Linked DNA regions of Homo sapiens: region 1 is linked to region 2. Evidence: read pairs that join two places in POLR2A ChIA-PET (ENCODE). Cell type or tissue: PC-3. All regions are shown on one strand. Region 1 overlaps SUCO (SUN domain containing ossification factor). Region 2 overlaps DNM3 (dynamin 3).

Region 1 (5,000 bases), 460 kb before region 2:
ACTTTTGTAGCTCCAACCTGTTCTCTCAGTGCACAGGCTGGTCATAGTTTCTCTAGGGACCCCTTTATACTTGGCTGTCCCAGTGGTATGACTAATGGATTGTAGGATATGGTGGGATGAAAGAATTGTTAAGAGTTAGGGTGGGAAGGGGGTATGAGCTAGTAAAACAGGAGGTGGTAGTCAGAACCAGATGCTTAAAATTCGTATTAAGAAAGAATTATGGATTTTGGTAATGATAAAAACTAGGATTTCATCACGGGAGTAAGTGGCCAATACAGTCTGGAGAACAAGATCATTAGAGAAAGCAAGGAACTGAGAAACTAGAAAAACTAATGTAAGATAGATATTGAAATCATCAAGAATTATAACAGAAGCAGCAATGGAATAAGTGACCCCAAGAATAAGGGTGAGAGAAAACAGGGGATCATTTGCAATAAGGAGAGACAGCAGGTGGTATAGTTTGTTGATACAAGATTCAAAGAGAAATTTAAGCAAAAGTGGAGAGTAGTCTTATAGTGGCATTGAAGATTAAGGACAACAACTAGCCTATCTTCAGGCCCATTGGTGTGAGGGGTATAGGAAAAAAAAGTGACCTCCTGAGAAGGATTCAGGGAAGTAGTTTCAAATAGAACAGAGGCAAAGCGAAGGCTGAAAGAAATGAAAGATTCCAGGGAATTTTACTAATGACTGGATTAGAGTTCCAGAGGGCACAGAAGTGTTTTAGGAGTTGGGGATGGAATATGGATCCAGAAAAAAGAATGTTACAAGTCATATGAGGCTTCTTGTGGTTATAAAATTAACAAGAATCTAAGACATGAAATTCACCTTAATGGTTTTGAGGCACAAAGTTGGCAAGACTTCATACTGGGCAGTAGAAAGGGGTGGCAACATCTTTGCAGGAGCTCTGCAGAGCTTTGGTTTGCCCTACTGACCCTCATGATGACAAAACTGAGGGGTGGTCTTTCTCAGAGTATACTGGACTCAAAACTCCCTACTGACCTTTCAAATGGTGGTGATGATGGAGAGAGGCTGGAGATGATGGAAGTCTTACACCAAGCATAATGAGCTCCTTTCTTGACCCCTGCTGATAGATGTACAGAAACCAAGGATCAGAACCCTGAGCATCTGAAAACTGATGGCTTATGTTTAGTGTGTACTATGCCATGTATATGACAGTTATTAGCACTCTTGATCCTCAAAGCAACCCTTTGAAATAGGTGCTCTTATCTTCATTTACAGGTGAGAAATCTCATGTTTAATGAGACTGTGATTTGTCCAATGCCGTACCCAGTAAGAGGTGGATAGCAAATATGAAAACAGGCAGTCTGACTTTAAAGCACTTGCTTTTGAGACAGGGTCTCACTCTGTTGCCTAGGCTGGAGTGCAGTGGTACAATCATAGCTCACTGCAACCTGAAACTCCTGGGCTCAAGTGGTCCTCCTGCTTCAGCCTCCTGAGTAGCTAGGACTACAGGCATGGACCACCATGCTCAGCTTATTTTTATTTATTTATTTATCTATTTACAGAGTCTCGCTCTGTCGTCCACCATGCCCAGCTTTTATTTATTTATTTAGAGACAGAGTCTCACTCTGTTGTCCAGGCTGGAGTGCAGTGGCACGATCTCGGCTCACTGCAACCTCCACCTCCTGGGTTCAAGCAATTCTCCTGCCTCAGCCTCCCGAGTAGCTGGGATTACAGGTGCATGCCACCATACCTGGCTAATTTTTGTATTTTTTTAGTAGAGATGGAGTTTCACCATGTTGGCCAGGCTGGTCTTGAACTCCTCCTGACCTTGTGATCCACCCACCTCAGCCTCCCAAATGCTGGCATTACAGGCATGAGCCACCACGCCTGGCCATGCCCAGCTTATTTTAAAAAAACTTTTTGTGGAGATGGGGTCTTGATATGTTGTCTAGGCTAGTCTTGAACTCCCGGCCTCAAGTGATCCTCCCATCTTGGCCTCCCAACGTGCTGGGATTACAAGTATGAGCCACTGTGCCCAGTCAGCACCTGCTCTTAAACTGTGTAATATACCATTTCCCTGGGGAGCTGGCTATTTTAAACTATCCTGGAATTAAAACTTGCTCTTTATTCACTTTTTAAAAAATCATCAATACTTATGTTTGCTCAAAAGTCCTTACAAGTGTTATAAGGCATTTGTTTGGGTTTTAGTATTTGGTGATCTGTCAAAAAATATGAAGCAGATTTGGTAGCCCAGGCTATATGACTTCAAAATAGCAGTAATAAACTCTGTTGTAAGCAAGTATTTGAAAGATCCTTTTTTTTTGAGATGGAGTTTTGTTCTTGTCGCCCAGGCTGGAGTGCAGTGGTGCGATCTCAGCTCACTGCAACCTCTGCCTCCTGGGTTCAAGGGATTCTCCCACCTCAGCCTCCCCAGTAGCTGGAATTACAGGTGTGCACCACCACACTTGGCTAATTTTTCTATTTTTAGTACAGACGGGGTTTCACCATGTTTGCAAGGCTGGTCTCGAACTCCTGACCTCAAATGATCCACCTGCCTCGGCCTCCCAAAATGCTGGGATTATAGGCGTGAGCCACCATACCCAGCCTGAAATATTAATTTTTAAAGTAATAGATTAAGTGGAGTGTAATGCGGAGGTTATTGCTCCAACAGGATATTTTAAAGAATGTGTTAACTATAAATACTCGTGGGTTGGGATAAAATTTCAGTGACAACATCAACACATTACTCAAAAAAGCTCTTCCTGCTCACTTGGGCAGCTCATCCACTAAAACTGGGATGATTCAGAGAAAGTAAGTATGGACCTTGCACAAGGACAATATTCAAAGTCAGGAAGTAGTCTATTTTTTTTAGACACTAAATAGACAATACAACCAAATGAACCTTGAATGGACCCTGGACCAAAATAAACAAATGAGGGTAACTGAAGAAATTTGACTATATACTGTGTATTAGATATTATGGAGTTATTAATTTTCTTACATATTATACGGGTATTATGGTCACATAAGTGAATGTCCTTACTTTAGGAAAAAATATGCTACAGTATTTAGGGGGAAAGGGTCATAATGTCCCAACTTGCTTACAAATGGCTCACCAAAAGATGTTTCTTTATATATATACACATAACACACATACATATCTTTATACATACATATATACATATAATACACATATACATATAAAACACATACACATGAAGAAAACTAAAAAGATTAGCAACTGGTGAATCTGGGCAAAGGCACATGGTGTTCAACTTATCTACAGATTTGAAATTTTTTAAATCAATCAGTTGAAGAAAAGCAGTACTTCTAAGTTGTCCTGTTGTGTGATTTTGAATAGACTTATCCAATTACATTAACCAATATAAGTTTATATCTATCTCATGTTCATGCGTACAAGTTTGTATATTCAAACTGAGGACACATCTAAAAATGGAAAAATAAGCAGCAAGGTAAGGGAAGCACAATAACTGCAGACGGAATAAAAAATGTTTGCCACTGGGAAGCAAGAAATCTTTGGTAGAGAAAGATGGGTGGTACTGGTAGTGTGTGTGTGTGTGTGTGTGTGCGTTGTGTGTGAGTGAAATGGTACAGAATAGAGAACTGTTTTCTGTTCTTACTTTATAAGCCTTATAAAACTAATTTATCAAATTATATGTATGCATAACTTTTTTTTTTTGAGACAGTCTCACTCTGCCACCCAGGCTGGAGTGCAGTGGTGCAATCTCAGCTCACTGCAACCTGTCTGCCTCCCAGGTTCAAGCAATTCTCCTGCCTCAGCCTCCTGAGTAGCTGGGACTACAGGCATGTGCTACCATGCCCGGCTACTTTTTTTTAATTTTTATTAGAGACGGGTTTTCACCATGTTGGTCAGGCTGGTCTCGAACTCCTCAAATGATCCCCTGCCTCGGCCTCCCAAAGTGTTAGGATTATAGGCGTGAGCCACAACTTTAATGTTTTTAAAAATTCAATTAAAAGAATTGTTTTACTTTGCATCCTTGTTCTTACCAATTCCCTAGTTTCCTTTTATTTCATACTGTTTTAATGCTTTACTTAACATTAGAAGAAATAAAATGAGGTTGATCATCAGGGAACACTAAAAATCCCATTGGATAAATATCTATATAGTTTTTGCTTCTTAATAGGCATAAATCTATTATTTTCACTTAAGTTTTTTTTCTCATGTAGTTATGTGAGAGAGGAAAAAATAAACCTCATGTTACAAAATGTTATGCTGTATTTAGATATGAAAAACTGAAATTCTGATAGCATAGGGAGCAAAATGTTTATGTAAAAGTACCATCATTTTGTAGTTGGCTGAAATGTGATCAATATTGAATGGAATGCTGCTATATTTAACTTTAAAAGTGGCAAAAACTTAAATCTCTGTTCAAAGATTAATAATTTCTGAGTTCTCTTTTAAAAGACAGAAGAGCCAGTAATTAATAAAGACAAGTGTTCAGATTTATTTGGAAATTCACAGTTTCTAATGGCACTACAGCTCCGTAGTTACATATTGAAAATTCTCTTCCCACAACACACAGATCACATAATTTCTCACTGTATCTCTGCTCTCATCTGGACCTCTTTTCAAGGGGCTTCTATAAAATCAGGCCCTCTTGCTCTGAATAGCTAATTGTGCAGACAGGAAAGAAATTTAAATCTTCTAAAACACGCTGTTAACCTAAAGCAGCAACTTAAACAAACAAAAAAGGCGTTAAATAAGTCACATTACAAACAATACCCAAGAAAGGTATTAGGCAAGTTTAAAAACAGTTATCACTACTAAAAGTGCTCAATAAGTTATAACTTAAACATCACAACAATAAATGGTCAATTCTCTCCCTTTCAAAAAGAAACATGTTCCACTTTCATTCATTACTGTACAATCATACTAAGAAATCATTTTATTCAAATACAGTTGCTGCCAATTATTTTTTAAAGACAAAAAAAAAGACAGAGACATCGACATCACATATGTATTACCTCTGCACATTTGTAGCCAATACAAAGCA
Region 2 (5,000 bases):
TCAAGTCTTCTAACTTAAAAGGACAATGTCTTTTGCACTTTATATGTCCTTTAATGCTTTATATGTCCTAAATGCTCTTACATACATTCTATCCTTACTGCAAAAATAAAAAAATGAGCGATTACTGAAAAGAGTTAGTTTATTTATAGTATACAATCACTTTCTAAAAAAGAATTTAAGGCAATTAGCTTTAGATATAATTTTTCTCTTCCAGAAAAAAACAGGAGGAGGAGGAGGGAAAGGAGGAGAAAAAAATGAACACCTACATTATAACAATTACTTGCCAACATTAGGCGAAAAAAAGTAGGGAACCCAAGGCTTGGCTCTAGTGTCTTTCTAGGAATTATTAGGTAAGAAAAACATCCTGAATCGTCTGGAACATGAAATAAATCTATACTAAGTCTAGGTACTCAAAACTAAGAAGATTACAAAAATATAAATTGCAGGCACCTAGTAAGTCCACAGTCTGTTAGTACTACAGAGCCTGGTCCAGGAGCCATTGTCCATAGGATAGGATGGGGATGGAGCATGAGTTTTAAGTAGAAACAATAAAACTGATGAAGGCTAACTGAGCTGTTATCTATACCATAAACACTGGGGTGGTCATATTAGATTTTTACAGCCAACAGCAGTTCTTACTGGTTGATGCCCCTACTGTCTGGGTTGCTAAATATTTTGGAAATCATCCCTGAAGCTAACATTTTTTTAAGTGCTTAATATACACTGGACACTATGCTGAAAGCTTCCACAGATTAATCCATATAGTCCTCCAACATCCCTATGAAGTAGAAACACTTATTATCCTCGTTCTATGGATGAAAAAAGCCACAAATGATAAATAACATTCACCAAGTCACACAGCAAAGTAAGCAGTCAAGCTGGACGCACACCAAGGCCTTCTAGCTCCTTAGTCTCTCCCTCAGTCACTGCACTCTACTGCCTAACAACAACCAATGGTTTAGCATTGGCTAAACAGACCATATAATATTTTTAGATAAATCTAAACTTATGTGTAGATTTATATTTATCTGAAATACTAAAATCACTATCTTTCTTCTTAACAATTGTTTTTGCCCCTTAGTCATCCCAAGCAAACTCCTTGAAGGTATAAAGTTTGTATTTTCTACCTTAGTATCTCCAGGACAGAGTCTAACATCACAGGCGTCTGATAAATGTTCATGGAGTGAGTGAAAAAATAAAAGAATGACATAACTGGATGTTTACTTTTACATCTCACCTGAAAAATGGCACTTTCCATAGATATAAAGCCCCTTGGCTCTGAGTGTAGGCTTAGACAAATTATGTATTAATTATTAAGTGTAGCCAGCTAAAAAATCACCAGAGCAGAAGTTACAATAGTAAAACTAACAAAAATACAAACAAGCACCATATTAAATAAGAGTATATAAAATAAACCTTAATTAGCTTCTTTTCTCCACCATAAAGCAGGAGAGAAATTAAGCCATGGAATGAAAGTTTTAATTTACTTAAGTAAATGAACAATTTAATGTTATGATCTTCCTGATCTTATAAAAATATTACAGGTTTTTTTTTTTTTGCAAAGCACAAGGCCTACCAAGTTGAGAAATGCATGTTTATTACTCCTAAACATAGGTATGTATGATTTGGTCATGTTTATTAAAGGAAAATCACAATTGTATGGTTGGCCTTTATGTTTCAAATATTAACATTTTTATTAATCACAATACATTTTATCTTAACTGAGTGTGTTCCTCTTTAAATGGCAATCTCATAACATATTTAAACTGTATAAGGATCACTAAATAGAAAATTTAAAAGGAACCTCCAGAATATTTTTCTCAAAATAAAAACAGTTCAATCTTTTTCCTCTCATCTGCCTTACTCATATACCTTTTCATATACAGAGTTTTAAATAGCTATATTAAAACTTAGGATAAAATTCTCCTCTCCTTAAAAGGGGTGATCTTAAACTAACAGAAAAGAGCCTTTTCTTGCTTCCTTCCCTCTTCTCATTCTCAGAATAATGTCTGCCTACCAAAGACTAGAATGAGACTTTCGTTTTAATTTTAACTGAAGCACATGTCATAGTTGTATTACTACACTACATCAACAGGAAACAAAATTACTCATCCATTCCACTGAGATAGCTAATACTAGAAGACTCAACACATTTTCTCCCTTCTTAAAGGACCTATGTGATAGGATTAGGTTTTGCAAATTCCAAAATACATTTACGGGGTGGGATCTAAAAATGGAATTCCTTTGCCATTCACTTTAGTTTTAAACAGCTTGTTTATCTTCTTCCTGCTAGCACAAAATGCAGTACAGAAATGGAAACCAGATTTCTTTATGTAGTGAATTTCATGTGGTTTCCACATTTCTCCTGGTAGTAGATTCCCAGCAAACACACATCTAAATAAACTACTCCGTGAGTGAATTTTAAGTCAGATGGCATCTGTAGCATTTTGTGGCACTTCTAAACACACTCTCAAATGCTCCAAAAATGGCCTACACATTGTGGCATTCTTCAACTCAGTTTTAAAATCTTTATACAGGTAAATAAAGATTATATAATGTAAACTAGGAAGGTGATTTTTTAGTGGCCTTGATTCTTACTCAGAAGGAATCCTCTTTCTTTGACTCCTTCCATTCAAGAAAATCTCAGATTAATTAATATGTGTTTATTCACCTGATTCCATTTGGGAAACCATTGTAGAGCATACCTAGAAACTACAGGCATGGCCCTGGACCTCAAGATGCTTCTAATCAAGTTAGAAAGATAAGATATAAATGTCAGAATAAGTGAAACGACAGTTTAAGAAGAATCAGCAGGTCACAAGCAACGAATGAATGAACGAATGAATGGAACAGACGATAAGGTCTATATATGTTATTTGGAAATATTTGGTATGCAATATTCTTTGGAACCTTAGAAAACTGCTTTTAAATAAAAATATGATCAATCTGTAACTCCATCCTTCTTTCTCCACCCTTCTGAAGACACTTAATGTTTAAAAAATTCAAAAGCTACTGGCTCATAGAAAAATTACTTTAAAGGCCACATGGAAGTATCAAAGCAATTAGTTTGGGAGCTATTTGTTTTTAAGAATGCACACCTAGGGTTTAATTCATCTGACTGAAAATTTAAGGAGAAGAAACAAAATCTTATTAAATAACCTAACACATTTTTTTACCAATAACCTCAATTCCAACTTCATGTTCTAAAAAAGAAACAGGACGAATAGGGGCTGGAGAGAAGAGGAATACTCAGAGAAAGTTTCGTGCTGAATGGAGGAAAGATGGAAAGAAAAGATGAAATAGTGGAAAAGAGGAGGAGGAAGAAGGGCAAAAACTAATAAGCCTGTTTTACTGAATGCTTTCTGATCATGTGATTGATGCATATATTGAAGTATGGGAAATTAACACATATCACTGCCTTTTGATAAAATAACTAGTTTAATATTCTCTGCTCCTATTCTCTGTAAATGTTCAGGGACAACATAAAAGTCACCAAGGGTAGAAATGGTATTTGCTACAACACCATAACCACTTTCCCTAAGGCATTGCCATGGCAATCCTCCAAACTGTTGCCGTATGAACTTGTTGCAGAATGTTTTCAAAAGCATCCCAATTTATTTTATCCATATCATCGAATTAGGCCTCCCAACCACCTCTGAGGTAGGTATCTTTCTTTACACCATTTGACAAATGAGGAAATGGCACAGCTGAACTTGAACCAATCAATTCTAATGCTCCTTCTCTGATATCTCAGTTGAATCCAAAAAAGCAAAGGTTTCATTTAACTTCAAAGAAGTAGAATTTGTTAAAGAAAGATGAAATTTTGAAAGTAAATATAACTAATTAAATCTGTACAAACACTAAATCACCAAACAGTTTCTGCTCTGGGCGCCGAAACACTTGGCTTTAGTGTTTTCACTGTGAATGTTAATTCAAAGCTTTTATTTCACAATCACATTGTACATTGGTAAGCAAGTTATCTTACACAGTTATGTAAATTATCTTACATGGTTAAAAACCGTTTTTAACATGGCCCTTCTAAACAGTTTCTGTCCGCATGCACATACACAAAAAACTCACTAAAATTCCTCTATAATGAATGTGAAGGAGACACATACCGTGGGAATGGTAGCTTTAAGTGGGGAATTTGATATACTCAGAAATCCTCCCATATACATACACAGGACAAATGCACTGAAAATGATATAGTATGGGAATGCAACAGAAGTGGCATTCATCTAAATTTGTCTGAATCTACAACATGCAATCTAAAACAAAATCAAATTAAATAATAATAAAATAGTTACAGTTGACATTACCTCAAATCAGATCCAACCTAACCCGTATAAGAATCACAGGGTGAGCAATACTAATTATTTTATGATCTGAAGACAAAGATAGAACTAAAATTAAGGTTGATTTACGAAGTACATAGGGCAAAATTTACTGGAAAATCAACTCCCACTAGCTTTCTTGTTCTTTGTTAAAGATTAAAAAGAATGAGGGACTCAACTTTCCAAAAATTAACCAATTGAATTGTAGTACTAAAAACTTCTGGGTCTGGGATCACTGAAAAAAAAAAAAAAAGGAAGGGAAGTCCATTATCTTCAAACTGGCTTTACCACTAGCAGAAGGCAATTACTTCTGGCAAATTCAAAAGAATCCTTTTAGCCAGCACGGTGGCTTATGCCTGTAATCCCAACACATTGGGAGGCCAAGGTGGGAAGATCCCATGAGTCCAGGAGTTTGAGACCAGCCTGGGTAACACAGGGAGTCTCTTCTCTACAAAAAAATAAAAAAATTAAGATTAGCCAGGCATGGTGGTGCACACCTGTGGTCCCAGCTACTTGGGAGGCTGAGAGGTAGGAGTATCACTTGAGCCCAGGAGGTCGAGGCTGCAGTGCGCCATTACTGCACCACTGCACTCCAGCCTGAGTGGAAGAGTGTTTCAAACAAACAAACAAACAAAGACTCCTTTTATACCACTTATCCTCACTGTT

Evidence for each region. ChIA-PET counts read pairs that join two places held together with the same protein. Peaks named below come from ENCODE experiments on the same cell type or tissue, not always from the same donor. Only the 100,000 strongest peaks of a DNase experiment are listed, where the experiment ranks them.
Region 1: POLR2A ChIA-PET joins it to region 2 with 5 read pairs; 2 of 35 experiments call an interaction of 5 or more read pairs at or near these places.

What each region holds. Positions count from the first base shown.
Region 1 is chr1:172,611,261-172,616,260 of GRCh38, reverse strand. SUCO (SUN domain containing ossification factor) reads right to left here. Exons shown (of 24, transcript NM_014283.5): 24 at 4,428-5,000. It also overlaps the pseudogene RNU6-693P. Among named protein-coding and RNA genes, the nearest start is that of FASLG, 45 kb to the left of the region's middle. In PC-3, no CTCF peak of the experiment used is centred here; a DNase peak (open chromatin) is centred at 2,760.
Region 2 is chr1:172,151,852-172,156,851 of GRCh38, reverse strand. The region is part of intron 14 of DNM3 (dynamin 3); the gene reads right to left. Among named protein-coding and RNA genes, the nearest start is that of DNM3OS, 9.5 kb to the right of the region's middle. In PC-3, no CTCF peak of the experiment used is centred here; a DNase peak (open chromatin) is centred at 2,111; H3K4me3 peaks cover 708 bases; H3K27ac peaks cover 960 bases.